Regions from separate parts of the Mus musculus genome. Here regions 1 and 2 are each linked to region 3. Evidence: chromatin loops called from intact Hi-C (ENCODE). Cell type or tissue: heart. All regions are shown on one strand. Each heading gives the region's core, and the rest is flanking DNA. Links, peaks and the distances in the headings are about the cores only.

What was found. Peaks named below come from ENCODE experiments on the same cell type or tissue, not always from the same donor. Only the 100,000 strongest peaks of a DNase experiment are listed, where the experiment ranks them.
Region 1: a loop joins it to region 3, with 12 times the contacts of the local background. A loop is called at or near these places in 15 of 42 quality-filtered maps.
Region 2: a loop joins it to region 3, with 18 times the contacts of the local background. A loop is called at or near these places in 14 of 42 quality-filtered maps.

Annotation. Positions count from the first base shown.
Region 1 is chr5:19,517,102-19,525,322 of GRCm38, forward strand. All of the region lies in intron 1 of Magi2 (membrane associated guanylate kinase, WW and PDZ domain containing 2), which reads left to right. Among named protein-coding and RNA genes, the nearest start is that of Gm25335, 5.7 kb to the left of the region's middle. In heart, for the core only: a CTCF peak has its summit at 5,207; no DNase peak of the experiment used is centred there.
Region 2 is chr5:20,465,919-20,474,139 of GRCm38, forward strand. Magi2 (membrane associated guanylate kinase, WW and PDZ domain containing 2) reads left to right here. Exons shown (of 23, transcript NM_001170746.1): 10 at 1-296. Among named protein-coding and RNA genes, the nearest start is that of Gm52764, 73 kb to the right of the region's middle. In heart, for the core only: a CTCF peak has its summit at 4,697 (motif pointing right); no DNase peak of the experiment used is centred there.
Region 3 is chr5:20,697,386-20,705,606 of GRCm38, forward strand. Magi2 (membrane associated guanylate kinase, WW and PDZ domain containing 2) reads left to right here. Exons shown (of 23, transcript NM_001170746.1): 23 at 4,685-7,406. The coding sequence ends at 4,741. Among named protein-coding and RNA genes, the nearest start is that of Gm52763, 20 kb to the left of the region's middle. In heart, for the core only: CTCF peaks have their summits at 4,225 and 5,851; a DNase peak (open chromatin) is centred at 4,756; H3K4me3 peaks cover 1,816 bases; H3K27ac peaks cover 1,409 bases.

The DNA.
Region 1 (8,221 bases), core at 2,091-7,090, 1.2 Mb before region 3:
TATATCAAGCTAACTAGCATGTCTATCACCTCAGGTAAGCTTTTCCAATCTGAAACTAAATATATTCTTTTGCCAGTTTTGGAATGCACAGTTCATTGTTATTAACTGTGGTTACCTCCTGGGTAATAGAGGTTGTGGACTTATCCCTGCTTACTGAACCCTGGTGCTCTTTAGCTTGTGTCTTTCTGTTTCCCCTTCTCTCACCTCCTATCTCTGGTAAACACTGTCCCCTCTCTCTCTCCTTGGGGGTGTTTACCTTCTTTATATTCTACAACTAAATGTTCTGTTGCACCTGGCTTACTTAGCATAAGATTCTGTGCTCCAAGGTTATCCCTCTTGTTACAAAACACAAAATAACCCTTCTTTTAAAGGTATAGGTAGTGCTAGAGTGTCTTTACATGCCAACTTATGTATTAACTCATCCTTCAGCAATCACAGGAATTTCTTCTATCTTGCCTGTACCTTGAATAGTGCTACAGAAATCAGGCAGGTAAAATATTTTAGTTTTCTTGTTTGTTCTCTTTTGTTTGTTTGTTTGTTTGTTTTTAGAAATAATGTGAGACTCCTTTGAAAGCATTCTTAAGAAAATTAAAATGCTACTGCAGAGTGGGAAAAATATTCTAAAAATATATGCTTTGAAAATAAGCTTAGTCACTGGGAAGAGAGGCCCCTTGGTATTTCAAGCTTTATATGCTCCAATACAGGGGAATGCCAGGGCCAAGAAGCAGGAGTGGGTGGGTAGGGGAGCAGGGTGGAGTGAGGGTATAGGGAACTTTTGGGATGGCATTTGAAATGTATATAAAGAAGATATCTAATAAAAAAAAAAAGAAAATATGCTTAGAATCACAATTTTTAAAATGTGGAGGGCTGGAAGTATGGCTCAGTGGCAGAGTGCTTGGCTAGTATGCAAAAGGTCCCAGGTTCAATCCCTAAAACCATAAAAAGTGCCAAGACATAAGAAATGTGTATACATTGTTTGACAAGAACACACAAAGAAATTTGTCATCCCTCTGTGTGTGTGTGTGTGTGTGTGTGTGTGTGTGTGTGTGTGTGTGTGTAATGTAAGCCTTTTGGACTTTGTGACTATTATTGTTACATGATAGTACCAGTCATGGTTTACCTGTTCACTAGAATGCTGAGTTTCATTGAATAAATTAATCCTCAGTAACACACAATGAAAGACTAAACTAAAATAACAAAATAACACATGTGTTTTCAAAAATAAGATCAAAATATCAACACGTTTAAAATGCTGACTAAAATCACCAACTCTGTAATCAGGTCAACCTCAGTCTTGCTTACTTCAGACTAAATCTATTTAATCACCTGGATGTAAATGGCCCACTCTGAAGCTTTAATATGAGAGAGAGCACGTCCTCTAGAAATGTTAGGGAATGTGCTCTTGGAAAACAGCCATAGGGAACTGAGAATGGCAGGGAGCTGCCCACACAAGCAGAACTGAGAGTAGAGATGAATCTGCCCCAAAATTCTGAAACATATAATGAAGCCTGCGCCCTGCACAGCCAACAGTTGTCTCGGTAGAAAACACAGGCTTGGACCTTTTAGATCCTTCCTCACACAGATGTTGGCCAGAGGCTGATCCATAGGAAAAGCTATCCTGGGAGGCAGGGAAATTTCCTGAATGGGAAAGCCATTAACCATTAATGTGCCCCTGACAATCAGAATCTCCAGTATCCAGATTTTGGGTGTCTCTACTCCCTAGGTGGGATTCTGACTGAGATTTTCAAAATATGCATAGTCTTTTGAAATCTCTATCTCTTAATTTCATTTAGACATTTGGCAAAATATTTAAATTTTTACCAAATACTTAAATGAAATCACATAGAGAGACTTTCCTGAGAAAATAATTCTAGTACTCACTGATCAAGGAGTAAACTAATGAAACTCCATAAAACTAAACAATTAGGCCATCACCAAGTACTGAGGAGATGCCTGTGTCCTAATAGCTACAGATACTAAGATAACACTCTGTGGAGAAGTAGACATCAAGGGTCCAAATAAGACAGTGTCCTGACTCAGGAAGGGAGAAAAGGTAGCCACTCAGGACTCACGGATTTCTTTCTGCAAAACATGTATACATATATTTCTATGCATAAACCCTTTAAGATTTACCAACAAACTAGCTAGCTTATTATAAATTTCAACCTTAATATAAACTAAATCAAAGTTTCCCCCTCCACGTTGCTTCCTTTAAGTTAACTTTGATCAGGCACAAATATTCAAGTATATCTTCTTCCACACAAAAGTTTAAAAAACAAATGTTTAAAATACGTGCATATGAACTGCTTGATATTTAACACTTTACAAAGTGATTAACTTTCTGGACATTTCTGTCACACTATGAAGGTGCTTTCGCTTGCTTCTGTGGTTTAATATTTTCAGAATAGAATAAAAGATTGGGCAGAGGAAAAGATCAAACAGTATTGCAAATCTGTCCCTAAATGATACCCTGGACCTAAACCACACAGAGAGGGAATGAACTCTGTCTTTGCTGACGGTGGGTGTAGAGGAGAGCAGGGATCAGAATAAGTCTGTGATCACTTAAATGTAACACATCCAAAAGATTTGCAGTTAGATGATGATTTTAGCAAAGAATGGTGTCAGTGATACTGTGTGAGATTTGACAACATTATGAAATAGTCTTCTTTTAAGCATACCAAATCTATCTTCATTTAGATGTTTTGTATTTTTCACATTCAGCAAAACCTATTTTCCAATTTTCATTGACCAAAACAATTGGAAATCTCTGATACCTATGTGGCTCTTCTGTCTGTTTAGCTTAACTTTCTATCCCATCAGCATCACTCATCTGCTTTCACTAACTGAAAATGAGTATTTACTAAGTGTCGCATCTCAGAATAAATCAGCACATAAAGTTGAGACCAAGTGAGTTCCCTTTAACCAATACATATCTAAAAAAGAATTGTATTTAGAACAGAGAGGGGCTGGTGAGATGGCTCAGCTGTTAAGAGTGCAGACTGCTCTTCTAAAGGTCCTGAGTTCAAATCTCAGCAACCACATGGTGGCTCACAACCATCTGTAATAAGATCTGACGCCCTCTTCTGGAGTGTCTGAAGACAGCTATAGTGTACTTACAGATAATAAATAAATAAATAAATAAATAAATAAATAAATAAATAAATAAATTTAAAAAGGAAAAAAAGAACAGAGAGACTTAGTAGCATTAATGAAAGTCAAGAATAAAAGACTTTCAGGAATCAATTTTTTGCAAAGTGGTGTAACATCATTTTGACAAAGTAATAGAAGGCACTCTCATATTTGGGAGAAATAATTACCAATTAATTCTCTCCTGGGAAATGTTCCTGGTCACATGTTCTTTAAAAAAACAGACACAATAAGTTTAAAGTGCAGGCAACTTGCCTAAGAATAAAATCATCTCACTGAGATAACTAGTATGAGATATAGACAAGCTTTTTCTCTTTAAAATAAAATGTAGACCTTCCTTACTTGTAGAAATAGATACATTCTGATCAAATTTCAGAGAATGCCATTCTCAACAAAATGGCAAGATTGACAAATTCAAAGAGCTTGCAATGTTTAGCAAGATCGAATGGTAACTTACGTGAAGTATGTGTACCATGGATTGCACAGGGTAAGCACTCAGCTCTTAGCTGCCATTATTATATTATGATTCCTCCATCCTTCCCACCATACCTATAGCTTTGCAGGGTCCACAGAGATTTCTCAATTGCAATATGGAGTTATTCTTTTCCTAGATGGCAACAAGGAAGCAGACATGAGCATCTTATCAAAGGCAAGGAAGACTCTTAAGTGAGACTATGACCACTAGCTTTTGTTTTTAGTCACAGAATATTTCTTCTATAAGTTATAAGACTCTTGAAGATTTTTACATTTGATTTGACACATGGCTATTAATATTTACGGGTTACAGTACAATACAAGCATGCTCTATGTAGTGATCACATCAGGATCATGACAAGTCTATCACTTCAAATATTTATGTCTTTGCAATTAAGTTCCTACAAACTATGTTTTTGGGTATTTGATATTTAAAATGAAGCATCATTAAAAACAGATAAATATATTATTCTGATATATACCATCCGTCACCTAGCTAATATCCATCATAAACAAAATCTGTGTGTTCACTTACCTTTTCTCCTTTCTCAGTGTCTGATCACCACTTTTCTACACTGCATCTTCTTACCAACTTACATAGCCTTCCACACCTGGTCAGAGCCACAGCATTCGTGACTTCTGGCCTCTTACTTGTCTCACTTAAGGTGACGTCTTCCACCTTGCACCCATGCTGCTGCAAAGGAAAGATTCCATTTGTTTTATGGCTCAGTAGTTTTGCATTGCAGTAGATGGAAGATCTTTTCCTTAAGTATTCACTAATTGATGAACATTTACATTGTTTCCATCTCATTGCTTTTGTGAATTCTGCTACAATAAATGCAGAGACGGAGCTATTTCTCTGGCATCCTGATTCCCTTCTCTATATAAATGCTCGGTGATGGGGACTTTTTTTTTTTTTATCAGCTAGCAGTTATGTTTTTAGCTGATTACCTTAAAGCTTTCCTAGTGTACATTCCCATCAGCAGTGTGAAGCAGTTGTTCACTCTTCAAAATGTTATGGACATTATTGTTGTTTGTTCTTTTTAATAACAGCCATTTGGATTAGGGTGAGATTGTATTTTATGGTGGTTTGATATGCATTCCTCTAAGTATTACAAGTAATAAGCACCTGTGATATCACACTTGGCATACCATTTGTTTATTTCTGATTTGTTTCCTAGATTTTCTTCATTTTATTACAAAATGTTCTGTCCATATTAATGTCTAGAGTATTTTACTCTGGAAACATGGTTAAAATACATACAATAATTAAAAACTCAAAAAATTAAAACTGCTGATTCTTCAGGTCACACACGTGTGCACATATGTGTTTGCTATATTTTTACATTCCCAGTGTATTCAAATATGTAGCTTATTTTGGTGCAATGATTTTAAAATATGGGAATTTATTAACGTGATAAAATTAAGATCTCAGAAAAGAATTTCTAAGTCCTTGTTGACTAAGAGATCCTCTGTTTGGTCCATTGTTTAGTTAAATATTTCAGAACAAATGTATCATAACTGAATAAAATTAATGGTTTCTGTGTTAAGGACCTTGCCATTTTCACATTGACTTGTCTACAGAGGGCAGCAAAGAGCTTCAGTTCAAAGACCAGCAGGTTGATTTAGCAGTTCTTAACTGCTGTTTCTACAACACTTTAAACACTGTGAGAAGTGTCAGTGTCAAGGTTCAGTTTGCTAACCTTGCATGGTCTTGTTTGCCACAGGAGGATCAGAGCAAGGGCCAGAGTCAGCTGCTTGCCTCAGATCACTAATGGTGAAATTCTTAAAGAGCTTGCAACAGAAAAAAAAAAAAAAAAAAAAAAAAAGGTGTTTCTGTTTAGAATAGATTCTCACAAAAATATTTCAAGTTTAATTATATTCAAATTCTCATGGATATGGACTACAGTATATTATACAATTGTATAAATTAATGGCCTTTAATAATGATAACCAATAACGTAGTTACAGAGCCTATAATGCTTTAAGGTAATGATTTGGGTGTTTCCCATTATTATAACTATCTCTAATTCTACATTTTTATTCATTACTTATGACATTAAAAAATTAATTAGACCACCAGCTCACCTGTATCTAGATTACCGATTCAGTGTTTCACGTTAGGTTTGTTCTCTGTGTTTACCTGGCATGAGATTTATTTCCAATGGTCTCCAAGGTCAAGATTTGTAGAAAAGAAGGTATGAGCCAATGCCACATCAGAAGGAAAGCTCTAATTGCTGTGCAGACCCAACCCCAAAAGGTGGCCTTTCAGGGTGCTCTCCTACATCAGCCTGCAAAGAGAAAGACTTTATTTTTTCCCATCTGAGTCTATCACTTGGTATGGGCTGTTTCAAGACCAGGTGAGACCCTGGGCAAGATTACAGTCTTTGCTAACACCCCAGTTCTTTAAAGGGATGTTGGACTGCAACTCCTTTGTGTCCATTACATTCATTTGTGATATAAAGTAGTCAGCACTCCTTATGCTGAAGCTGAAGGGATGATAACATTTGCAGTTATGTTGCAAGATTTGTTATCTTCTACAGGATTAACTTATTAATTCGTGTTTAATAGGAAGCTATTGTCTTAGCAGATTTGATAGCTCCTGCAAATTCTGGTTCTCAGTAGGTGAGGCAGGAGATGAATGAAAACACTAGAGATGAATTCTACCTCCTAGGTTTACATAAAGAAAAAACAGCCAAACACAAAAGAGACTTGAGTGGGGGATTGCTTAATTGTACTTAAATGAACAGTTTACAACACCTCCAGGCTTTCATTTTTCAGAGACCCAATTTAGATAAGGAAAACAAAGGAATGTGTGAATTTGAAGCCATCCTAATCTCCTCCTTTAGGAGAACCACAGTATGGCAGGATCAGAAGGGCAGCAGGGAGTTGAGATGGTTTCAAAGTAAATGGAGCTGTTGTGTTAGAGAAAGATTATTCACTTATTGAAAGGATGTGGACAAATGGAGAAATATAAAGACGAAAACTTAAATTAACCACACTCTCTGCCATGTCTAAGAAAAATCACTGTTTTCTGACTTTCTTCCAATCATCTTTCCCTACTTAAAAGTAGAAAGTCTTGATTTAGCTTATTTTGGTTTTAGACTGAGTTTTTTTTTCCTCTTCCATTAAAATGTATTCAAATGACAACATGCATTTACTGCAGGTTGCTCTACTTAAGAGCGTGCAGAGCATATAATTAGCATCATTATAAGAAATAATAAGAATAGCTGAACTAGGGTGCATATTTCAAACGATTCCTGTTTGGAGAAATTGTATAAAATGGAATAACTGGGTCAAAAAAATAACATTTTAGATCCTGGACACATTGCTGAACAAGAGAATCAAATGATACATATCAATTTACATCACCGCCAATAACATTTCTATCTCTATCATCATCTCTTACAAAATTTGATAAGAAAAAGATGACTTCATTGTTGTCTGTTGTTTTGTTGTGAATGTAAACACTTCAATCCAATTCCATGTCTCTGCTCTGCAAGGATTGATCTATAGTTATAGAATCAGTACATTTAAAATTGGTATGTAAGTCCTGTCTGTGCATTAAGGTTCTTGCCTCTCATGGTTGAGGATACTGTGTTGCACTGGCATATCCCTGTTTGCCAGGTTCCTTCATTCTTTAACAGTTTCTAAACTATAGACCTGAGTGGTGAGAATTCAAGTAAGCAATACCTGTTCTTTGTGATTAACCTTTCAAAACTTCAACTATACTTTCAAAGCTGGCATATGCATGCAAGTTTGCTAAAGTGATTTTTTTTTTTAATTTTTGAAACAGTTTACTGTGTCATCTTGTTCACCAGAAAGGTAGAATACAGTTAACTCATTACCTTAACCACATATAATTCACTGAAATTCAATGTTTTATTATAGCTTGTAGTAAAGAAGCATATCTATATTATAATCTAAAATACATATGACATACATAGACATTTATATATGTACCTTTACTTGATATGAAATAATACTACTATCATGGCTTTGGTTTCCCCCATAACTAAATGATAAGACTATTGCAAAAGACTACCACAAACTTTGGCTGCAGGACAAAAAAAAAATCAGTCTTGTATTTATGAGGAAGTAAGTGACCCATGTTGGCCATATTTTGTATGCAAGAATGTATACTCTTCAGGTAGCTAGAGGAGAAAAGACATGAATGGTCTTATCCAACACTGGCCCTGAACTGCTAGAAGACTGATCTGACTTGATTAGGTTTGAGGTCTGTTCCATAGAGAAGAATTCATATTAATTACTATAAAAAATAGTCAAAACTCATGGTTGTAAGTTCTATACCTGAGAAGAGAACCTATTAATATTGGTCTCCTAAAAGTTCATGTTGTTAAATACTCTTCTACATATTTATATTTATATCCATAGATTTATGTTGCATGCAACATTGGTCAAAGACACTTCTTGTGTTGGTTAATGCAGAGACATATTGTTGTTCAATATGCTAAAAATAATGGACTCTGCATGCTCAGTCATGGATGGGACATCTTACAACAGCTTTCCCAACCACATCAAGGACAAGGGGCGGGGGGAGATGGAAAGAATGTAAGGGCAATAAAATGGGACAAATGCT
Region 2 (8,221 bases), core at 2,091-7,090, 230 kb before region 3:
ACCCGTCCATGACGACAATGTGTCTATGGCTTCGTCTGGAGCCACTCAAGCTGAACTTATGACCTTAACCATTGTGAAAGGTGCCCAGGGATTTGGCTTTACTATTGCCGACAGTCCCACGGGACAGCGGGTGAAACAAATCCTTGACATTCAGGGATGCCCTGGGCTGTGTGAAGGAGACCTCATTGTTGAGATCAACCAACAGAATGTACAGAACCTGAGCCATACAGAAGTAGTGGATATACTTAAGGACTGCCCCGTTGGAAGTGAGACTTCTTTAATCATCCATCGAGGAGGTAAGATGAACACAGATGTGAAGCACAATGTGTGAGTAGATTAGAAGAATTTTTTAGAATATTGTTCAAGTGAAGTTTTCTATAGGCTGGCATAAAATCATGCCATAATAATAATAATAATAGTAGTAGTAGTAGTAGTAATAATAATAATAATAATAATAATAATAATAATAATAATAATAGAGGCAGAAAGACAAATGTGAATTTAGGATCCAGATTGGTGAGTATTTGCAATGCTCCCTTTACCTTACTTACATTAAACACTATGATAGTAGTACTTTCAGGCTTACTAACAAAACAATATGGATTTGTAATATAAAGAATAAGCTCCAGCTATGGACATGTTATGTTTTGTCACAAAGGTCAGTTGTGCAGATCTCAGCCTGTGCCTGTTGATTGACTGAGAAGCCTGCTTTCTAGAGAAAGCAATACTAAAAGTTGTATGTGGGGTTCCAGGCCAGCAGAGGGGAGGCCAGTCAGCTCCTACAAATACAAGTGTTCTGATAATCCTGTTAAGGACCACTGAGAGCTGATTCCAGAAAAATAAGTAAGTATGGGTTCCACTAAAATGGGACACAAGTATCCACCACTGTGGATAACTGTGTCTGCCATGAACCAGGTAGAAAGTGATGGAACGGGGTCCAGACTGGGAGCTCCAAGAAGAAAGCGGAACCCAATTTAAGAGAATGCTGGGCGCTTCCGTCCTCATCACTCTCTTCTCTAGCCTTTGTAAGAAAATGAATGGAGTAAAACTAAGGGCCCTTCCATATGTCTCTGTTGATATTAAGGACATGGCGCAGACCGACACCCAATTCCCTTCCCGACCTGTTAACAGGGCTTAGGACTTGAAGTCCTTGATTCTCAGCTATATGATTGTCACAGCAGGGTTGCAATGTCATGTCAACTCATGGTAACATTCTTACTATCTTGAGTGGCTCAGGGCAGGTGTATCACTCAGTACTTGTCTGCTGACTCTAAACAGGCCCTAAAGCTTCATCAGAGAAGCAGGAGAAGCAATACCGTGGGGCAGTCACGCACAAAACACCTGTGTGGTTCACATACGTGATCTCCTATTCAAAGCTCTCAAAACAGCATGGGAAGCCTGTGATTTTTAAATGCGAGTAAAAGAAGTCAGAGCTGAAAGAAGTACCATTTATGATTTATGTAGCCCTCTCTGCAGCTTTTTTCCCTTCAGGGAAATAATACATTGTTGATTCACCAAATACTATGCATTTGTGAGCAACACTATACCAAGTTCCCATTACCAAGGGAAAATTAATAGGATAACAAAATAATCACACATTTCTCCTTCTTGGGGCATTGTTATAAAATAGCACATGAGTTTTGGTAATTAACTATTGACAGCATATTTTGACTTCTTGCATAGCTTGTTTAAGATTAATAGAAATGTTTCTAATTTAAACAGACGAGTATTGCTAATGTTCAATTGAAAACTCAAATTTTGGACAATATTTCTAATATTAAGTGGTATAACTGAAAATTGCTGTATTGTAGCCATTGTTTGGCTCACAGAAAGATATTTAAACATTTTCTTATATATAAAATGGCTTCTTTTAAATTGTGACTTATCAGGAAAATGCTTTGAAATCCTTGCTATTACTGTAATGTGTGCCTTTCTGGAAGCATTCTACTGTGTGTGTGCGCGCACATGCTCTCCCTCCTCCCCTTCCATAGCCTCTCTGATCACTCACTTAGAGCCCTAGCCATGAGACTTCTGTCTGCTGCTCTTTGTTTGTTTGGGGGTGGGTGAAGCCTTTGCTTTCTTCCAAGTACAGAACTGTGGAATCTGGACATCCTTGCTAGAAACATTTAGAGGTTCCCAGAATTCCTACAGCGGCCACTCCCCTCTGAAGGTAGCAGGAGTGTCCCGCTACACCACCACCACCCCACCCCACCCCCCCGACCCACCCACTCCCCCCCCACCCCCCCACCCCCGTGTTTGAGCGATGACCTTCATGTTGGTTATCTGGTTTTGGCTTATGGCCTCATTCTGATGAGCAAAGACCTCCTCATTTCAGGACCATGGCTGATTGTCCTTTTTGTTAGAGCCTTTGTTTATAAAGCAATGATTCAGGTAGTTGATTTTTTTATTTTTTATTTATTTATTTTTTTGGTAACTAATTCCAAAAGCACACAACAAAAAAATTTCTACCCTACCTATCCTTCCACTCTTTCATAGAGGGGTTTGTATGTGTACCTATAGAAAGTATGCCGACTGTTTGGCACATATATAAAACATATGCTCTAATATGGACGGAATCACATCATGCATGTGTGTCTTACTTTAAAATGTCTTGGTTAGAAGGCTATATTTAACTGGTTAGACATGTATCATGTGGTGTCATTTATATACATATCATTTGTCAACTGCAGGTATATAGTTCATTATGTTCTCCAGACATGGTGTAGTTGCATAATGAGCACCATCCCTCTTAGAGCATCCTTCACCCCAAGCTCCCCGGATCTGCTTGTCACCCTCTCCTCTCCTACCGTCAGCCACAAAGAACAACTAATCTGCTTCTCTAAATAGTTCCACCTTTCAATAATATTTTTATGACTAACATCACATAGCGTTTTATTTAGCATAATGCTATTGAGAATCACCTAACAGATATACACGGATGAAAAGCTGGTTTCTCTTACTACCCTTTAGTACTCACAGGGCCTTTCATTAATCTACTCACTATGGGTAGTTATTTGAGTCGTTTTCATCTCTGGGCATTTATGAATAATATATTTATGAACTTTTGGCTTCAACTGTTTCTTGTGCCGATGTTCTCATTTTGGGGAGTAGATGCCCAGAAATGGTTATATTAAAAATATATTTAGGCTATTAATAAATTGTCTAAATGGCTTTCAAGCATGGCTAGTTTTTATATTCCCTTAGCACTGTCTGAGTCCCAGTTTCTGCCCAGGGTTTCTCCAGTCTTCTGGTTTAGTAGTCTTCAGCGCAGTCGCTTTATTGGTAGTGTACTTACTGAGACTTTTCCACGGGTTTAACTTTCATTTCTCTATTCTTTTCATGTTCTTATGTGCTTATCGGCATTCATAAACTCTTATGTGCCATCAAGTATTTTCCCAGTTCTATATTGAACTATTTATCACTTTTCCTTCCTTTTTTTTTTTTCTTTTACTGAGAATTGAGCCTGATGCTTGCTAGGTGAGTCTCTGTCACAGCTAACAGCTCTCTTTGTCATCCTAAGTTACAAAAGCTCATTGCATATACAAATCTGAGCTGTGTTTTTAAGACAGATGATTTACAAATGCTTCCCTCAGGTTCATGGCTTATCTATCCATCGTCTTCTTGGTGTCTTTGATGCAGAAGCACAGGAGGTCTAGAGTGGGTGAATTTAAGTGGACCAGGCTCATTTTAGCATGGGTCATTTCCTGTCACATCTTTGCTTAACCTAAAAATCACAAAGTTTTTCCCATGTTTTCTTCTAGGAATTCTAAAGCTTTAGCGCCTATACGTAGTGCCTATATATAAACCAATTTAAAGTTAATTCTTATGTAGAATTGTGGACTTAAATTCATTTTATTTTTTGCACAAATATAGACAATTGTTCTAGCACTGTTTGCTGGCGAAAACCACAAAACCTGTTCTTTGTTATTGACTGGCCTTGGCTTTTGTGATGTTTGTTTCCAAATCCTCTACTCAGTCCCCCCAGTCTGCACGCATATTCTTATGTTAATGTAAGACTTTCTAGATTACAGTAGCTTTGTGTTAAATCTTGAAATCGGTGTGAGTCCTCCAAATTCTCCTCCTGTACAAAATTGTTTTGGCTCTTCCTGGACCTTTCATTTGCATAGAAATAGAAACTTCTCCCAGACCCACCCTACCTCCCCTCTCTATTCCAACTTCATTCCCCCTCCAACTTTTAATAACCCTCAAGATCAAATTAGTGTCACCCATACATGCCTGGGTGTAGTGCCATCCACTTGAGCATGAGTGGCCTTAGGTGCCTTAAAGGAAAGTGGCTCTCCCTCTCAAGAAGCCATCCACTGTCAATAGCTCATCCGTTAGGATTGAAGGCTCCTGAGCCCCTAACCCTTTCATCCCAGAATGTTGACCGGCTTGGTTTTGTGCACTTCTCATGTAGGCAATCACAGGTGCTCTGAGTTCATGAGAGCAATTGTCCTGTCCAGAAGACACTATTTTGCTTGGATCCTCTCCAACCTCTGGTTCTTAAAATCTTTCCATCCCTCCTTTTGAAATGTTCCCTGGCCTTGAGGCTCAGGAAGTGTGATGTAGATGTTCCATCTGTGACTTGGTACTCTGTTAATTCCAAAAATGGGCAGAGAAAGATCACTCTAGGCCCACATCCACCCTGCCATTGGGCATGGCCTCTTGGGGAGGTGGACTGTGCTTGCTGTACTAACACCACACTGCCACCAGGGGGTGCAGGGCTGTGGGGAAGTGCTTAGGCATGGCTCCAGGGTGGGAAAGCCAGAGCTGTCTGGGGTGAGGTGGCTGGGTGGTGGAGTTCTCAGGCCCTTGGCCATCCAGGCACCACTGGGAGTCACAGAAGAGCAGAGAACATAGTTAGGGGCCCTGCAGAAAAAGGCCTCTGCAGGAGACTAGGCTGCCACTCTGTAGCTGAAGGCCTTCTTCATGGCTCCCCACAGAGGATCTTGATGAAAAGAGTCAGATGTGCAAAACCATATCCCACTTCTCAGGGTAAGATTAAATACCTTTTGCAGAGAGGAATGTCTAGAAAGGGAAGCTTATTGGCTAAGCCCTCCAGTCCTCTAGGTACCTCATTAGCATGGAGAACTCTGTTTTGGGCCTATGTGACCATGGGGCATGTTTGTTTTATGTGAGGAACATGGCACTCCAAGTCAGGAGTCTGGCAGAGAGCTGGGAGTCACCTAAGCCTCAGGTTTGTGACCACCGAGTCTCCGAGTCTCAACCTGCTCTACCTTACCAAGCTCCCCGGCATGGTTTTATATCCCACAGACCTCTGTATAGCCAAGTCTATAGAGAGAAAAACCTATCTCAAAAACAAAACAAAACAAAACAAAACAAAACAAAAAAACACAATGTAAACATAACAGGCAGTCATAACAAGATAGTCAGTCATACATGGTCACATAACCTTTAGAACCAAAGATAGGATTGCAAGGTTGTTATAAACAACTTTTAAAACAAAGACATGATTGCCAGGCAATACAGAACCATTCGGTGGTTATGGTTACAGGTGAGGCACAGCCCAATCCTTGAGAAACAGATTTAATCATAAGTAGGAATGAACCTAATTTGTTGTTACTATAAAACGGCCGCTTAAGCCTAAGATGGAGGCAGGCTGCTTCTTCAACTCCTGCTTCCTAAGGCTTTGTACTTCCTCTGTTTAATAAAAGACCTGCTGAGATCATGGTACTACAGAACAGCTTTCCAACTGAAAACTGAACTTCTAAACCCCAACTCTGACATATCTCCATACTTGCTTAAGTCTCCTCCAGGTTCTCTCAGCAAGGTCATGGTCTTCTATGTACAGACCATGGACTTCTTTTGTTGAGGGTCTCCCTACTCTATTTTATTATTTTAGATTTATTTTATGTTGTGAGTGTTTTGCTCTCATGTATGTCTTCTGTGCCTCATGCTCATTCTTGATACCTAGGGAGTAAGAAGAGGGCATCAGATGCCCTAGAACTAGAGACATGCACAGTTGTGATCTGCCATGCTGGTGCTGGGAATCGAACCAAGATCTTCTTCAAAAGCAGCCAGTACTCTTAATAACTGTTTTCTTAATGTCATTTTCAAATTATTTATGGCCAATATATGTAAGCATATCTGATTTTTCATCATTCTGTAATGTGGTCTATATAATTATATTGTCTAGCAAGTTGTTCTTCTTTCCTTTTTCTACATTTGTATGGCCCTGGTATCTTTTCCTTGACTTACACTTTTATTTTCATTCCCATGCTGTGAGAAAACACTCTGATCAAGAGCAGCTTAGGGAACGAAATGGTTTATTTCAGCTCACAGTTCTACATCACATTCTATCACTGAGAGAAGTAAGGCAGGAACTTAAAGGCATGCCTGTCTCCTATTCCCTCATAGCATTACTTTCCACCAAGGGAAACTTCACAGCCAAAGAAGTATAGCAGGAATCATCAGAAGTAATGCTTGCCAGCTGAATGGCAGGCCAACTTATACCAGCTCCCTAAGTGTAAGTTGATACTACCCACAGTTGGCTGGGCCCTCCCCCATCAGTTAGTTAACAAAGTAACCCCCTAACCCCAGGCATGTCTAGGGCTCTTCTGCCCTATGACTCTAGACAACTTAAAGTTTTTGGTTAAAGCTAACTAGCTACCTTTTCAAGTGTGATGTTAAACAGATGTCTTATCAGCAGATGTCCCTTTTTGTTGCTGTTACTGGGTTTAGGGGGAAGCATCAGTCTTGTACTCTTTAGTATGATATTAGGTAGAGGGATTTTAGACGCCCCTTATCAAGTTGAGAAGTCCCATCTGTTGTTAGTTTGATATGGGTTCAGCCTTCTCGCATACTTGTCCTGAAAGACCCACAATGTGAGGACTCCCCCACGTTCTGACTCAGGAGAGGCGACACCCCAAATCACTCACAAGAAACAGTCTTGCTGCAAACTGCAAGAGGATTTTTTTATTCAAGAGCACTCTGGGGCCCACAGTCATACACCACGCAGGGGTAGAGGACCGTGGTGCCCCAAGTAGCTAGGTAAGGGGGTATTTAAAGGAAGAAACCACAACTCAAGGAAGTGGGGAGGGCGTTGTTGGAAAATACCAGATACCAGTTAAGAGTCCCAAGGAAGTGCAAAGTCACAAGTGTCACAAGGAATACCTGGTAATTGTGCAGGTTATCTCTCAAGACAGTTTCTAAGAGCCTCTAACAATAGCATATTTGCATAGCGGCGGCAATGGTCAGGGTGACTTTCTTTGAATGAACACTCTTTGAACCCAGGAAGCAGGTGGGTGGAGGAATGTCGCTATCAGTTTTATGATTAGCATACCTTGGAGCATTAAGTCACAGAGGTCACATTCCCAAGCCTGGGCCTAAAGGCCTAGAATTTTGTTTTTACGTTATACTTTCAGTCCTGCACATAGTGAAATGAGTGTATGGTTCTCAGCCTTTAGTCTGTAAATACAGTAAGTTGGTATAATATGACGTAGATGTCTAATTTTGTATTCCTGGCACTACAACACTTGACCATGGTCTGTTGTTCTTTAAACACTGCTGGTTGCTCGCTTGTACTTTTGTTGGGGATGGATGGTGCATGCTTTGCCTTTCCTTGTGATTTCCTTTGTCTTTGTTAGAATAATAACTTATAAAATGAGCTGGAAAGTGTCCCACTCAATCTCTTCTCAAAAAGAGTTTGTCTATGTTTTCTTTCTTAAGCATTGATAAAACAACTTTTTTTTTTCCCACGTAGATCCGCTCAAATTTCCTATTTCTTTACAAACTAGTCAGATAATCTTTATATCTTTTTGGCATTTTACCATTCATGGAAGTATTTGAATTTGTCAGTATTTGGAAACCACTGTTACAGAATGCTTAAGAATCACTTTTGGGTAGATTGATTCTGTTTTCCTGTGGGTTTTGCTTGAGTATCTTTGCCGGTGGGTCTTGCCATCTCATTTCCCAACCTTGTGTTGATTTACTTTCCCGTATATCTTGGTGAGGTATGTCCTCAGACCACGGACTCTATTTTTCTCTTTATAATAAGAGCATCCCGGCTATAAATTGACTCTGAGCATTTCTTTAGCCGAGCTCCATAAATTTTGAAATACCACATTTTCCATTCTCATTCTGCTCAAGATGGTTTATTTTTCCTTGCAATTTTTATTAGAATTGTTCTTTTTTTTTTTTTCAAGCATCCCTGAATGTTTTCATCATTGATTTCTCATGATTTTCTTTGGGATAAGATTTT
Region 3 (8,221 bases), core at 2,211-7,210:
GTGGATCTCTCTGTGAGTTCAAGGCCAGCCTGGTCTACAGAGCAATTTCCAGGACAGCCAGGAAACCAAACTAAACAAAACAAAACAAAGAAATGAAAGTAAGAAGGATAAAAATATGATCCTAACTTAAAGAAGAGGATGTGTTTCTCTCGATAGCTTAAAGCCATCTATTGTATCTGTGGTCCTCTTCAGAACACTCCACAACACAGTGGTCAGTGGCCTCAAGGATGAAGGCTTTCCAGCAGCTGGTAAAATTAATGTATTGTGGGAAATATTAAAAAATGAATCGGCAAGTTCCTATGCTATGCCCTGCTACTCTCAGCCCCACTGGCCTGGCTGGCCATACACTGGTGGGCAATGGCCAACCTGTTTTATCTTGTGAAGACTCTCTGGCCCTGAGCTCCTGAAACATCTCCACTCAGCTCACTAAGGTCCCACTGGTATGTCATTCCCACACCAACCCCGTGCTTCAAATCCCCCATGGTCTTTGTGGTGCACTTCTGGCAAACCCACACTTTGCCGCAGTACCTTTCTCTCTTGAACCCAGATGAGCTGCCGTGTGAAGGAAAACACAACACAAACTTAGTTCAGAAACGATAACTCAATCGCCGGGTGGAGCAACTAAAATCCTAATCTTGTAAGCCTTATTAAATCTAAATCCTCCAGTGGTGAATCCTGATGGATCTGCCATTGAAACCGAGAGACACTCATAGCTACATCTTGTCCTCATACTCTCCCCGGCCAAAAAAAAAAAAAGAAGACCTAACTCTCTCCTGCTTCCTCTCTTCCTCGGCCAACCCAGGAGTCCCACCTACTTGCCCAGTGATTGGCTCCTTTATTCATTAGGGATTGGTTCACAGGAAGTCACCTGAGTAAGACTCACTCCTTGTCCCCATCCCCTCCCAGAAGAACGGAATTAGCATCAGCATACACACAGCACCCGGCCCATCCACAACATTAATGAGGAAAGGACGTCTGCAAAACTTGAAGGGAACTGACTCTGCTTCTGTCTGCTCCTCTCTCTCCTGATCCGTTTCCATCATCCTCTCTGTTGCTTCCTTCCCTCTTTCTGCATCACTCTCCTCCCCTCTCCAGACCTATTTTCTGACAATCTCAAGTCACTACCATCTTTCCTCTCAAAAACAGACACAGGTCACAGACACACACTCACTTCTGAGAGACTAGATTTTAAATGTGAATCTTCTGCCTTGAAGTGGTATCAGGCCTTCTTCCATTTCTATTTCTGGAACAGATTTTCATTCACTTGTCAAATATTCATCAAGCACTCACTTTTTGTTTCAAATACTGTCCTGTTTTTTTAAGTCCACTATGATAAACAAGACCAGTGTGGTCATTGTCTTTGTGAAGCATACAACTAGTATTTTAGACTGATGTTAATCAAGTAAATAGCAAAAAGGCATAAGGACCTCCATATATCCTCATAGTGACTATGAGGATATAAAACAGGATACCATTGAAGAGTCCTGCTTACTATATATCGGAATTCTTTGGAATAAAACTCAAGAGACAGGAAGGGTGTAGGAGACTTGCTTCCTTATGTGAGCAGCTAGGAGTGCCTTCAGCAGTGAGCAGAGCAGCTGACAGCAGCATCCCAGAGTGAGATCCCTGTAACTGAAGAACTGAGCAGAGAACAACTTGGGTGAAAGAGCAGGGGGTGAGTGGAGACAAAGCTGGTGAGACTGTCAGGACCCAGATCCTGCAGCAGGCTCTTGTAGACCAGCGAATCATGATGAGTTTCTATCTAAAAGCAGTGAAAACCCACTGAAGGTTTAGGCGAGAACTTGTTTATCAAAGATTCTGTTATGTGGAGGCCCTCTGGCGGAACTCAAGCATGGAAGCAAAGAGGGGCTTATGGCAGCAGCTCAGGTGACAGTGATTTCTGCAGCTCCTCCATCTAAAACAATGTCCCTCCACCTGGTGGCTGCCTTATGCCAAGCAATCCCTTGTACAGACAGGTAGTAGCTCACCATTTCTATACTTCTCTGAACAGTGCTTAAATTGGTTTTAGAATTTAGAACTTTTATAGTCTCGCTCCTACCTTAGCTATGTCAAGTGTATGTGCATAGAGCCTATGCATGTCTGAAGCCAGAACTAAACCGATGCCTTGTATTTGTGAGATTCAAGAAAGTCGGGGACCTAGGGTGACACCATGTGATGACAATACCATCCATCAAGGAGAGACACCGAGGAGGCATGGAGAGTAGCTTGGAGGGAAGGTTCCTGGTGTTTAGTTGAGACATCGGAAGGTGACAGTGCACTTTTCAAGGAGAGATATCAAGAAGGCAGATGGAGGGACTGGGGTAGAGCCACTGGGGAGGACGGAGCTCAACAGGAACACTTTCCATAGAGCTTTACAAGTAAGAGAACACCCAGGAAATGCTATGGCGAAGAAAAACTCCTAAGACTAAATCCCTGATGAGGTCGGAGAACAGGAGGCTAGGTGGCATAAAGCTCTGAGTCCAGCCTGTTTATGGAAATACTCAGCCGTGGTATATGAAGGTGAATACACAGAGGTATCCTCTGGAGCTGACACTAAAGCACCACTGGGTTCAGTGGGGTAGAACACAAAAACTTTTCCTTTCTCCTTCAGTTAAGTATTTGATTGCCTATTAAAATCCCTTGAAAAAAATCTTTTTATAGTAAGACTTGCATTTGTAGATAAGCCCATCTTCTAGCTTATCATAAAGAGTGATTGGAGATAGGAAAGAGGAGAAGGACAAAGAATAAGGCTTCAGAGACGATCCCAGGCCAAGCCAAGGGCAGCTACCTCCATGTGTGAGTTAATCTTTCTCATGGTCTGACCAGAACTCTCCTGTTCAATACCTTACGTGGTTCTGAGGAACAAATGCTAAGTGCTCTGTTGGGAGATGGGGCCGGTCGCCTTTAGGCAGGATGGCCACTAAGGTCTGTGTCACTTGATTTAATCTTATTTGCATGTCAATAGGCTGGGACAATTTTCTCACTCAGTAAAATGGGTAAAGAAACCCAAATGTTACTCTAGGGTGCTCATTCAATAATTTTGGTCAAGCTACTTACCCTCTCCCTGTGTCTCAGAAGTGATTTCAGGCCAGCTCATTGCCTCGGCCATATGTGATATAATGGTGGGAGTACGAGCTATTAACATGCAAACTGTCATCACCATGGTCCTGGGCACTAACCCCCCCAGGTCTTTAGAATTCGTGTTTAACTGTTTCAGGCATATTTTCCTACACTGGCAAGTTGCTGCTTTCTATCAAATGCTAGTCTGATTTTTAACTGTAGCCCACAGTAGGGGTTTCCACTGAACACATCGACTAATTCCAGATTATTCCGAAGGTAACCAAGGATACTTGGTTTCCAAACTGAAAAGATTCATGGACATCAGTTTATGGAGAGAAGGAAGATAAGGCTGTACTCAGAGTGACCTATTCAGATCTCACAGCAAAGGACAAAGTGTGTGCAACTACTCTGATAGTTTAAAGGTGGCCAGAACTGTTGGGGAAGAGAGCAACTCCACTGTCCTCTTCCTGTCCTCGTCTAAGTCACCATCAGAAGAAGTACCATATACACATCTCAACTTTAAAACAAAGCAGGCTCCTGGTATTCATGAGCTGGGCGGACTCAAGATCACTAACCTTACCACCTACTAGTGGAAAAGAATCAACAGCCACCCAGAACTCAATATAAATGTGGCTTCTTTGTGTCCCACTCATATACTAATTCCTTAGAGAAAATAACATTCTGAGAATTATAAAACTTAAGATCTTTTCAAAGGTCATGAGACATTTTCCTCACAAATATCAAGGGTTCCTGTATTGAATTTCCCTGCTTGATTTTGCCTTGGGGTAAGAAAATTCCAGGGAAATGTTATTGCTGGTGGTCATAACTAACTCACTGAATCCAACACATCTGCCCCCTACTTGGTTTCCGGCCAGTGTTTTGTTTTATGTTATATATACTTTTTTGGAAAGTCAACATAGTTGCTTGGAAGGCAACAGAGTAAATCCTCAATGGCCTTAAAGCTAGGCTTTCTAGAATCAGTCCCGTTTATCTTAGTCTAGGAGCCATCCATGTTAAAACTACAAAAAAAAAAAAAAAAAAAAATCAAAGACAATGATTTTCTTTTCGGGCAAGAAAGCAATGATAGTTTTCAGATGAATCAATCCAAATCCCAAGGTTATTAGGCAATTGCTGAGAACTATGCTTTGAGCGACACCTAACGGCTGAGAAAATCACACACCCAACTCCTTTGAGGAGGACTCAGATCCATCCCAAGAATCGCAGAAGGCCTGCTAAAAACAGAGGAGCACCTGGTCTCTATACTGCTGGGACCTGCTGGGCTGGGTCGCTGGGCAACTTGTATTTCCACAGTGAGGTCTGAGAACCGGTGATTTATTGCCAAGTCAGTGGCCATGCTAGGCGTGACCCCAGAAATTAAGAGCAGACTGAGGCAAAGGGATTAGGCCCGAGCTGTGCCTTGAACTCTTGAGCGATGGCTGCCCGGGACGGGTGGGGGACGGAACCCCGGGGTGCGGCTGGCTGCCCTCTGGGCAGTTGAGGGATGTGGCGGGGCCCTTGAGAGCAGCCGCCTGGCTGCCAGCCCGGGTCCCCGGCATGGGGGTGGGGGAGTTAGCTGGAGCGCGGGGACGCGGCGCGCCCTAACGCCTGTGCTTCCTGTCCACAGACGAACCCCACGCCTGGAGTGCTGCCGCTGCCGCCGCCCCAGGCCTGCCGGAAGTAGGCGTCTCCCTCGAAGACATCCTCTCTCCATTCTCTCCATCACATCCAGCCCCACCCTCCGACCCTTCCCACCAGATAGGCCCAGACCCAACTTGGGATATCCAAAGGGAACACGACGTTAGGAAACCAAAGGAGCTTTCGGCCGGCGGCCAGAAGAAGCAGCGCCTGGGGGAGCAGAGGGAGCGCTCGGCGAGCCCGCAGCGCAGTGCGCGGCCCAGGCTGGAGGAGGTGCCCGGCGGCCAGGGGCGGCCCGAGGCCGGCAGGCCCGCCTCGGAGGCGGCCGACGGGAAGGAGGCGCTGCGCGGCCGGCGTGAGGGCCTCGGGGCCGCGGGCGCGCGGGAGGCCGAGGCCAAGGTGGGTGTGCGCTCGGGGGCCCGACCCGCAGCGCGGCCCACGGGGGGCGGCCCAGCGCGCAAGGCGACGATGGCGCCGGGGCCCTGGAAGGTGCCGGGCTCCGACAAGCTGCCGGGCGCCCTGCAGCCTGGCGCCTCGGCCGCGGGCAGATGAGCCCCAAGGCGAGGGGCCCCCGCCCGCCTCCACGCAGGCCGATCTTCCTGGGTTCCGTCTCACGGCGTTTTAATTTATTTCCACTGTCACACGCATAGATCTATACGAGGCGCCGAAGCCCGGGAGCGCCGGCGTGCGACGCGCGTAGGCGGCACGGCACGGTGTGCGCGCAGGCAGACCTAAACTGATCCTAAAGCCCCCGGTTCCATGGTGGGAGCTTTGGCAGCTACGGAAGAACCAAAATCACGCAAACATCACAGAGAGACAGTGCAGTGTAGCTTTAGATTCAAAAAGAGAAAAAGAAAAAAGTTCCCCCCACTGCATGAAGGATTTGGATGTCATCCAAACTTTATATCAAGAAACTGGACAAGTTCAGAGCAATCACAAACTGGAATATCGCCTTAAAAAAAAATCAAACTGCACGGAGCAAGCGGAAACTGAGACAAGATTATATCTTTTAATTGATCTAAAGTGTTGTAAATAAATCGTTCTTGACATATCTAGACAGGGGATAAAGGGTTTCTTTGAAACATCCAGAACTGTTCTCCCATGCTACGTTTCCATGGCTCCCCCTTCAGCATCCACCAACGGTATTAGCAGCAGCGTCCCCTGCCTACTGCAGGATGAGTTAGAAACCTAGTGAATTCATTGGTGTGATGCCTTTTTTACTGCCATTTCTGTGGTCAAGTCACATTTCTGTACATTTTCAGTAGTAGGGAAAAAAGGTTTTAAAAATTGTATCCTAGGGAGCAGTTTGCCGTAAGTCAGAATTTTGCAGGTTAGCTCGTAGATCCTAATTGGTTGCCTCTAAAATAATGAGTTTGATAATCAAAAGACCATAATCTGTTTAATCGAGATTGACAACGCTGCAGTTCCTTCCTGAAAAGGCTTCCTGTCATCCCAGGCACTCAGAGATACGTAGCTGCTCTGTTAGCAATCTTCTATTTTACCTATTTGATTGTCTTATTTTAAAGCTCTTCATTTGCACTTTGACAAAGTATTTGTCCTATATTTCTCAAATTAGAATCTCTAATATTGAAAGCATTATGATAACTAATTTATTTTCATTAAAGAACATAAGTCCTTTGGCATTCCTTTCTGCTTTCCTTATTTGATCTCCTTTTTGTTTCCACCTGTAGCTTTTCGCCTCCAATTTGCTAATGCTTTTTGTTACACTAACAATCTATAGATGCACCTTTATGTCCCCGGGTTACCATCGCAGGTCAGCGATTGTCCCTGCAGTAAAAACTGTCAAACGTTAACATTAGTCAGCTATCCATTGGTATTTATTGTAGCTGCACATATTTAAAGACAAAATGTCTGAAGGCATTTTGTCATGAATATGTTTTGTATAACTGAGGCTTCAACTCTTCAGATATTCTGCTCCTTACACAAGTACTTGTTGAGTAAGAGGGAAGCCGGGTCCATCACGCCAGGTCACATGTAACTGCTGTCTCAATGAGTCTTCCCACTCTCTGGACACTACCTAGTTTAATTTCCATCGTACATAAAGATAGTTGTTCCACAAGCAAATATGGTCAGAAGCCTCAAGTGAAGGGTATTGCAGCTTGTAAAAGTAATTTCCAAAATGAAACACATTCATCATAAACAAAGCACAAACACGTGTAGCGGTTTATACTTTCGGTTTAATCTCAATTTGTCTTTTTCCCCTGGACTAGAAATCCAGTATAGTTTGCCATTAATTTATTGACTCTGGGTTTGGACCATGCTCTGTAGTGTAGCTGCACGTACGTCCTGGTACTGTGTCCTCTGACCTTTACGTTCCATAGGCTTCAGAAGGACAACCGTGGAGATCACCCTTGCATAAACTCTAATTTGCACACTTCACAGCTACTACCCGTGCAGCAATTGCTTTATGCGGCTGTAATCCATAACCCGTGAAGACAGCACATCATCTAAATCTCATTCCAAATAATATTTCTGTGTAGTGTTAGCTGTGAATTTACCCTGTACAGCTGTATCTCTATAAATATAATTCCATGTATTAATAGTCACAGAAAGACTGTAAGTGAGCAACTATTTTTATGAAACGCACCACTATGGATAAATTAACTTTTACAGAAATCTTGTTTACTGTATGATATTCTAAAACACTGTCAAATAAAATATATATCCAAAAATCTTTTCTTTTTCCAGCTATATAAACTGTGTGTTAATTTTAATTTAGTAAGGAATAGGGGTATTATTATTATTATTATTTTGGTTTGGTTTGATTGTTTTGTTTTTCAAAACATGTTTTCTCTGTGTAGCCCTGGCTGTCCAGAAACTCAATCTGTAGACCAGGCTGGCTTCAAACTCACAGAGATCCTCTGCCTCCCAGTACTGGGATTAAAGGCACGGTGCCACCACTTCCTGCCTCGCCCCACTGTCACCTCCCTTGGCTTTTTAAAGCTGCTCCCCCCGCCCCTGAAATGTCTAAAGTATAAGTTTAATGACTGAAATAGAACTTCTTTGAGATTTGAGTCTGGATGCCCTGGCAATACACAGAAAAACTGTTTTGGTTTGAGGATTTGGGTTTTGTTTGTTTTTAACTCAAGTAAACTGAAACTATCCAGTTAGGACTATCTTTTGCTTAAATCACGACTTGGCTGTGTGTTTCTGCTGTTTACTACATTGATACCTTAAACCCTCTTATGGAAAAAGTTACAGTATCAACAACATACATAGCAGCAGTATTTAAATCCAAAACCAGTGGCTGATTGTAGGTTTTACCTTGCAGAGGAGCAAGTTGCACCTGGGAGTGTCATGGAGTTTGTGATCCAAGAGAACAGTTCTCAACTGGTGCTGCAAGGACTTTTCCACATTACACCAATGAGAGACCTAAAATTCCTAACCTGCCAATCTTTCATTTCAATACTATTTACTATATTAAAAAGCTCACACATCAGTTTCAGAGAAGAGGGGCAGGAAGTAGGAAATCAAGCACTATTTGAGATGGTGCAGTTTTGTCTTG